Regions from separate parts of the Homo sapiens genome. Here region 2 is linked to region 1. The links are chromatin loops, found by intact Hi-C in ENCODE. Cell type or tissue: GM12878. All regions are shown on one strand. Each heading gives the region's core, and the rest is flanking DNA. Links, peaks and the distances in the headings are about the cores only. Region 1 overlaps MYO9A (myosin IXA). Region 2 overlaps SENP8 (SUMO peptidase family member, NEDD8 specific).

Region 1 (4,404 bases), core at 308-4,307:
AGTAAAAGACCAAGAATAGCCAATACAATATTGAAGGAGAAAAACAAGGTCAGACACTACAAGATTTCAAATTTACTATAAAACTACAGTAAATCAAGACTGGCAAAACAATACACAAACAGATCAATGAAACAGAAAAGAGAGTCCAGAAACAGACCCACACAAATATAGTCACCTGATCTTTGACAATGAAACAAAGGCAAGTCAATGGAAAAAGGATAGTCTTTTCAACAAATGGTGCTGGAAAAACTAGACAACTACATCCAAAAAAAAAAAAATCTCAACACAGACCTTACACGTTTCACCAAAAATTAACTCAAAATGGATCGCATATCTGAGTGTACCACACAAAACTATTAAACTCCTATAAGACAGCATGGGGGAAAATCTTGGTAAACTTAGGCTTGGTGATGACAGTATAAGAGAAAATCTTGCTAATCTCAGCCTTGGCAATGACGTTTTAGATACAACACCAAAAGCACAAACCATAGAAGAAATAATTGATAAGCTGGACTTCATTAAAAATAAAAACTTCTGCTCTGCAAAAGGCACCGTTAAGAGAATGAAAAGACAAGCCACAGACTGACAGAAAATCTTTGCAAAACACATATATGATAAAGGACTAGTATTCAAAATATACCTTAAAGATGCCGGGCGCCATGGCTCACATCTGTAATCCTAGCACTTGGGGAGGCAGATGTGGGTGGATCATTTGAGGTCAGGAGTTTAAGACAAGCCTGGCCAACAGGCTGAAACTCCATCTCTACTAAAAATACAAAAATTAGCCAGGTGTGGTGGTGCATGCCTATAATTCTAGCTACTCAGGAGGCTGAGGCAAGAGAATCACTTGAACCGGGGTGACGGCAGGGTGGTGGCAGGGTGGCGGGGGGCGGCGCGGGCAGAGGTTGCAGTGAGCCAAGATCATGCCATTGCACTCCAGCCTGGGCAACAGAGTGAGACTCTGTCTCAAAGAAAAAAAAAAAAAAAAAAAATATATATATATATATATATATATATATAAACACATAAACACACACACCTCCAATAACTCTTAAAACACAATAATAAGGAAATGAATAACCCAATTAATATGGGCCAAGTGGGAAATCTAAACAGACATCCCACCAAAGAAGATATACAGACAACAAATAACTAAATGAAGATACTCAAAATCATATTTGTTAGGGAACTGAAAATCAAAACCATGGTGAGATAGTACTATATGCCTATTAGAATGGCAAAATTCTGAAACAATGACAAAACCAAATGCTAGTAAGAATGTGGAATTACAGGAACTCTCATTCATTGCTGGTGGGGATGCAAAATAGTACAACCACTTTTCAAGACAGTTTGGCAGTTCTTACAAAACTAAACATACTTTTGCCATATAATCTACCAACCATGCTCACTGGTATTTACCCAAATGAGCTAAAAATTCACTTCACTACAGGGCTTGCCAGGGTGGCTCATGCCTGTAATCCTAGCACTTTGGAAGGCTGAGGTGGGAGGAACGCTTGAGCCTAGGAGTTCAAGACCAGCCTGGGCAATGTGGTGTGACCTCCTTCTCTACAAAAAATAAAATTAGCCAGGCATGGTGGTACATGCCTGTGGTCCTAGCTACTCAGGAGGCTGAAGTGAGAGGATCCCTTGAACCAGAAAGATAGAGGCTAGAGTGAGCCCAGATCATACCACTGCACTCCAGCCTGTGGGACCCTGTCTCAAAAGGCAAAACAAACAAAAATTACCTCCACCCAAAAACCTGCAGACAGAAATCAGACACAGTGGCACATGGCAACAGTCCTCACTATTCAAGAGGCTGAGGTGGGAGAATTGCTTGAGCCCAGGAGTTTGGGGCCAGCCTGGGCAATATGGTGAGAAACTGTTGCTAAAAATAAAAAAATAACTTTAAAAACCTGCACATGGATGTTTACGGTAGCTTTATTTATGATTGTCAGAAATTGAAAGCCACCAAGATGTCCTTCAAAAGGTGAATAAACAAACCCTAGTATCCATACAATAGAATATATTTCAGCAATAAAGACAAACGAGCTATCGAACCATGAAAAAATACAGAGGAATCTTAAATATACATTGCTAAGTAAATCCAAAAAGCCTATGTACTGTATGATTCCAACTACATGACATTCTGGAAAAGGCAAAACTATGGCGACAGCAAGAAGACAGTGGTTGAAAAGCGTTGTGGGAGGTGAAAGGATGAAAAGGTAAAAGCATGAGATTTTTAAGGCAGTGAAACTATTCTCTATGATACTGTAACGGTACAGACATGTCATTATACATCTGTCAAAACCCACAGGATGTAGGACACAGAGAGTGAACCCTAAACTACAGACCACAAATAGTAACGATGGATTAATATGGCTCATCAACTGTAACAAATGGACCTCACTTAACCAAGATGCTAAACAATAGGGGAAACTGTGGGGGCAGGAGGAGGAGCAAGGTGATATCCGGAAACTCCGTATTTTCTGCTGCATTTCACTGTAAACCTAAAACTGCTTTAAAAAATAGACCCTATTAAAAATAAAAGAAAATTTAAAATTTTAAAAATAAAGTATATTAATTAAAATAATTTTTAGTTGCTTACAAAGTCATCAACCTGCATACTATAAAATTTTGGCATTTTATTGTAAATTAAAACTTAATTTTTTAAAATGTAATACTCAACAGTCTCTTAGGCCTTCTATCTGAAGATGAATATCGAAAAAAGGATACAGTATAATATGCATGTGTTTTAAAAATGCAAGGTGACATATGGTCTACAAGTGCATATGCATATATATAAGTAAATGCACAAATAAATATATGAAAACACATATACCAAACTGGAAAGAGCACCACTAGGAAACGAACACTATGGAAAACCAACACTACTGTGAAGGGAATGAAAGGAAAAGATGGGGGATGTGGAGTGTGTCCTAATCCATATGTCTTGATCTCTCTTAAGAGGATCTACATTAATGTTTCCAATTCGCTATTATTAGGTTTTATACTACATTTAAAATGTAGGCTTCAGAATCTGAAGAGGAATTTCAAAATGTTTTATAAATCTTTAAGACTAAACAGCCTCAGCATAAACTAACATTGGAGACAGATTTTTACCTGTAAGTATTTCTGCACCTGTATTTAAAAGTATAAAAAAGTATTTAAAAGTTTAAAAAAGCATTTTTACCTGTAAGTATTTAAAAGGAATTTTAAATCACTCAATAGTGATTGATCAGGCAAGGAACAAGTATTATCTGCTGATTCTTAGTTTGTCTGTAATGCCATCCCTACAAAGACTGTATTTCCATTGCACCCTCCTTTTATTACTCGGCTGATTATACCCTAAAACACATACACACTCCTCCCTGGTGTAGATGCTGACAGCTTAATTCACATTATATAATTCATATAATAGTGAAGTTGTAATACAGAATGCAACAGTATCCATTATATCAGAATAAGGAAGAAAACTGGTCTGAGATGTGCTATTATGATATAAAATCAACTAACAACGTACCAATCAATAAACTAACCATGCTTCTCTTTTTTTTTTTTTTTTTTGGTAAATGTGGGTATTTTAATTTTCCTTGATAAGGACAAATATGGCCATGAGAAGTTTCTCTGGGAGTTTCATCATCTGCCATTTACAGAGAGTGGGAAGTTATGCAGCAATTAGCCTAGGAGAGAAGTGTCCACCAACCTATGAAGACAGTCTCCACAGCTCAAGGAGACAGTAAGAGCCAGAAAGCGTTAATACCAGTCACCCCAAAAATGCAAAGATCCTCCCAGTAAGCTACTTAAAAAATGTAAAAAGTGAGGTCTAAATTGTGAAATTATACTTTTTGGGTTTTTTTTTTACTTTTAAGTTCAAGGGTACATGTGCAGGTTTCTTATAAAGGTTAACTCACATCACAGGGGTCTGCCGTACAGATTATTTCATCACCCAGGTATTAAGCCTAGTACCCATTGGTTATTTTTCCTGATTCTCTCTCTGCTCCCACCCTCCACCTCATCAATTAGCTTCCACTTATGAGTAAGAACATGTGGTATTTGGTTTTCTGTTCCCATATTAGTTTACTATGAATAATGGCCTCCAGCTTCATCCATGTTCCTGCAAAGAAAATGATCTTGTTCTTTTTGATGGCTACACAGTATTCCATGGTGTATATATACACCACATTTTCTTTACCGGTCTACCACTGATGGGCATTTAGGTTGATTCCACGTCCTTGTTATCATAAATAGTGCTGCAGTGAACAAACACACATGTGTACATGTCTTTAGGATAGAATGATTTATATTACTTTGGGTATACACCCAGTAATGAGATTGCTGGGTTGAATGGTAGTTCTTTTTAGGTCACTGAGGAATCACCACACTGCTCTCTACAATGGTTGAACT
Region 2 (4,387 bases), core at 1-4,000, 63 kb after region 1:
AGAGAGTTGTATTTTTAGCCATCAATGATAACTCCAACCAGGCAGCTGGAGGAACCCACTGGAGTTTATTGGTCTACCTCCAAGATAAAAATAGCTTTTTTCATTATGATTCCCATAGCAGGAGCAACTCAGTTCACGCAAAGCAGGTAGCAGAGAAACTGGAGGCTTTCTTAGGCAGAAAAGGAGACAAACTGGCCTTTGTGGAAGAGAAAGCCCCTGCCCAACAAAACAGCTATGACTGTGGGATGTACGTGATATGTAACACTGAGGCCTTGTGTCAGAACTTCTTTAGGCAACAGACAGAATCACTGCTGCAGCTACTCACCCCTGCATACATCACAAAGAAGAGGGGAGAATGGAAAGATCTCATTACCACACTTGCTAAAAAGTAGCTATTGAAGTATATTTGCGACTTTTGAAGGCTCCTCTTTCTGCCCTTCCCCATTTGTTGGATGGCTGCAATCTCAGTGCCTGAGGGAAGATGCCTAGTAGAGGAAAGCTTAATACTCTTTTTCCTGAAAGAATATCATCCTCTGCATTATCCCCATGGAACGTTTCACTTTAACCCTGACTGGGGAGCAATATGTTCTGTGAAAATATCTTGAAATTGTACACCAAAACCTTACAACCAACTTATTTGAACATTTATTACACACAGGGTTTACGTAAGACTTTTCTTATTGGTATATAATTAATTTCCTTTGGTCTCCCTTATCCACATTGGCTTATTCTGGAGGAAAAGCAGTGATCTGTAAAACAAATCAAGAATATATTAAATCTAGAGGAATGCAGAGAAGAAAACTATAAAACAGAACCAAAAACTTGTTGCACAGCCTACATAATTAAGAGATCAACTGGCTGGAAGCAGATCAAGGCCTAACTTCATTCAAGACCTAAATATTATGAGACTCAGTTATTCGGTTTTATGTGACATCTCTTCCATTCACCATGCACAGGCTTTTCCAGCTATCTATATAATGTTTGCAAATATTTGATAAAGATGATGTTACCCTATCTTCCTCCATCTGATTCCTGGAATGCTTGAAGAAAGGGGAAATCTTGAGTAACCTCATTAAAATTAATGTCTGGTGGACCTCTCAGTTTGCTCACTGATTGGGTAGACTTGCTACTCTGGATTAATAACTGCTTTTCTCTGCCTTGTCTATTAGCCATGCACACACTTCCTCCTTATATCCAAAGTTCTTTGGTTCTAAAATTCATAGTTGATACCTTCCCAAGGTTACCTGTTGTTTCAGATAAACATTTGTTCTTCCTGATAGTTATAGGTTTTCCTCTCTGTCCTTAATTCTGGCAGAATTGTTTTTAGTTATGTCATGGTAATTTCAGGATGATTTTTGTATCTGAAACTTAACAGACTTAGAGTTGGTTTGTTTTTTAAATATAAAGGAAGAAAAGTGACCTTTCTCAGCCCTTTTACTTAATTAAAAATGCAGGGAATGTAATTTGTAAAATGTGGAACCAAGAGTAGAACGAAATACTATCCCTCCAGAAGCACTGATGTGTTTCAGTTGTTTCAAATAGTAAACAACCAGATGACATGTTAGGTACACAAATTAATTCTATTCCTAATGAGAATTAGATTGCAAGGCCTATGAGACTTGAAAACCAAAGATGAGCTTCAGCCATGAAACTTATTTCAGCTACCTCCCCAGCCTAACCCTGCCCCCAGCCCTCATGGCCCAAAATAACCTCACCACTCAGTGACCACAGAGAAAGTAACTTGGTTCCTTTTAGCCGAGAAGGGAAAACACAGTAAGGGTAAATAAGTACAGGTTACATAGCAGGCCTGAGTGAGCAGGAGCTGAAACTAAAAGTCAAAGAGAAAGCTATCAAAAAAAGTTTCCATTTCAAGTCGGTACATTTTGGATAAAAACCAGTCCTAATGGAAGATGGGGCTAGGAAAAAGATTAGGAACTGGCAGTCATCCATAGAGGTGAAATACAGAGGGAGGGACAGCAAGAGAAGTGACAAAGGTCACTGATGATAGGCCACAAGTGTAGATAAAGATAAGAAAACAATGTTATTTCAGTGACTGTTGACTTAGGCAGCTAATCTAGACTATTAAAGTCAAATCCTCTCTGGGAAAAGTTATCTTTCTGACAATGCAAAGTATGTTTATTTAAATATCAGAGTATCTTCAATCTGAGAATTAAAGCATATGAAAGCAATCTTTCCTAACTCCCTACGATTCATCTTATAAGTAAATTTATAAGTAAATTTTTAAACTACACTAGTCTTTTAAATATATATAGAAAAATATATATACACACGTATAGACATGTATATGTAATCTATCTACATATATATAAAAAATGCATTTTCCAAATGCATTAGCCTGATTGGACTGTGCCACAGATTAGTGTCCTCCTATGAAATTTTGAGTATGTCATTTGTAAATGTTAGCATTATAAATTGCAGGAGAATTTAAGAATTGACTTGTATTTCACTGGATACTATAGTACCCGGTAAGTTACACACCTGCTTGACCACATACCATTCATGTTACATGACACAAAATAGGAAAAAATCTTTTGCTGGTATTGCGTTCCCTTCTCTCTTAGAGTCAAAAGGATCTATTCTGCAAAATTAATCAAAATATTCAAAAGGAAGGCAGGTTTTTCAAAACTGGGCTAAGCAATTATCAAACTGAACTAACCTGCTTTCAGATATCCTGTTGTATTGCCCGGTAAGTATAGTCACACTTGTCCAACCCGTGTCTCAATATGGAATTCAGAAAAGTTACCATATATAAACCCAGCTATAAATGGTTGTAGAAAATATAAGTATCAGTGGGTTTCCTATGTAATAGTGTTTAAAACACAAATATTTCAACCATTTGGCAAGGTATATGTTGAAGTTCACAAGCGCTGGTCCTAACCAGATCAGATAAAGTGGATTATGTTTCTGATATGTACCTAATTATTTTGACTATACTATAATTTTACAATATGCATATTGACCGTATGTTTTAATAACACATTCCATTGAAATGACCAAGTAGAATTTCTCAGTTACATGGGGCAGGCCGGGCGCAATGGCTCATGCCTGTAATCCCAGGACTTTGGGAGGCCAAGGCAGGCAGATCACCTGAGGTCAGGAGTTCAAGACCAGCCTGGCCAACATGGCGAAACCCCGTCTCTACTAAAAATACAAAAATTAGCCGGGCATGGTAGGTGGGCGCCTGTAATCCCAGCTACTCAGCAGGCTGAGGCAGGAGAATCACTTGAACCTGGGAGGCGGAGGTTGCAGTGAGCTGAGATTGTGCCACTGCACTCCAGCCTAGGCAACAGAGCGAGACTCTTATCTCAAAAAAAAAAAAAAAAGTATTTACAGAAATGTACATGCTATGGTGTTAGAGCATGAATGTCAAATCCAGGGTCTGTCAGATTCAGTAGTCTCATCTACAAAATAAACCTTGTTTTCCTTCTGTCCTACTCAGTTCCATTTTAAGACTAACAACAAGTTTGAAAACTTAGTTTTATATTGCTATGCAGCTAAACAGCTGTGTAAAAAATGGCTGATAATTACTGTTATGTACAAAAGAGAAACTTATTCAAGGATGGTGAATAGCAACAACTAACCTTTTTATCACTCTGTAATGTGCAGGGTACTTTATGCACACATATTACACAAGTACCTTGCATATTATATATGCATCATTATATATATTACCATATATATAAAGTAACTTGTACATTTTTGAGGTTCTATAGAAATATATAATCTCATTAATTCTTATGTTCTCATGTTTCAACAGGTACTGTTATTCTCATTTTATAAATAAACTCAGAAGCTCAGTCACGTGGCCTCCATCTCGTCTCACACTTTTTCCACCTATTCCTTTCTCCCTGTCCTAGAAAATGGCAAGAACTTCACACTTGAACATTTTAAATGTAGTCTAGCCTCAGTTTCTAAATTTCATATATTCAGCTGGTATGTTACAGAAACTAATAGTGAGAAATTGTCATCTGAATTAACTGCTAGGCAGCAGGACCTATATAACTGGCTTGGTTTTATATATTAAGTCATATCTGGATCAGCTCCTTATACTGCTCTGCTGGTTTAGGGCACCTTAAAAGCCCTACATTGGCCGGGCGCAGTGGCTCACGCCTGTAGTCCCAGCACTTTGGGAGGCCGAGGCGAGCAGATCACGAGGTCGGGAGATCCAGACCATCCTGGCTAACATGGTGAAACCCTGTCTCTACGAAAAATACAAAAAGAAGTTAGCTGGGTGTGGTGGTGGGCACCTTGTAGTCCCACCTACTCGGGAGGTTGAGACAGGAGAATGGCGTGAACCCGGGAGGCGGAGCTTGCAGTGAGCTGAGATCGTGCCATTGCACTCCAGCCTGGGCAACAGAGCGAGACT

The links. Hi-C counts contacts between places; a loop is a spot of excess contacts. Peaks named below come from ENCODE experiments on the same cell type or tissue, not always from the same donor. Only the 100,000 strongest peaks of a DNase experiment are listed, where the experiment ranks them.
Region 2: a loop joins it to region 1, with 2.9 times the contacts of the local background. A loop is called at or near these places in 1 of 110 quality-filtered maps.

The regions. Positions count from the first base shown.
Region 1 is chr15:72,076,762-72,081,165 of GRCh38, forward strand. The region is part of intron 1 of MYO9A (myosin IXA); the gene reads right to left. Among named protein-coding and RNA genes, the nearest start is that of MYO9A, 39 kb to the right of the region's middle. In GM12878, for the core only: no CTCF peak of the experiment used is centred there; DNase peaks (open chromatin) are centred at 1,302 and 2,340; H3K27ac peaks cover 1,087 bases.
Region 2 is chr15:72,139,871-72,144,257 of GRCh38, forward strand. SENP8 (SUMO peptidase family member, NEDD8 specific) reads left to right here. Exons shown (of 2, transcript NM_145204.4): 2 at 1-3,822. The coding sequence ends at 392. Among named protein-coding and RNA genes, the nearest start is that of SENP8, 24 kb to the left of the region's middle. RefSeq lists an enhancer at 1,903-1,992. In GM12878, for the core only: no CTCF peak of the experiment used is centred there; a DNase peak (open chromatin) is centred at 1,741; H3K4me3 peaks cover 290 bases; H3K27ac peaks cover 1,086 bases.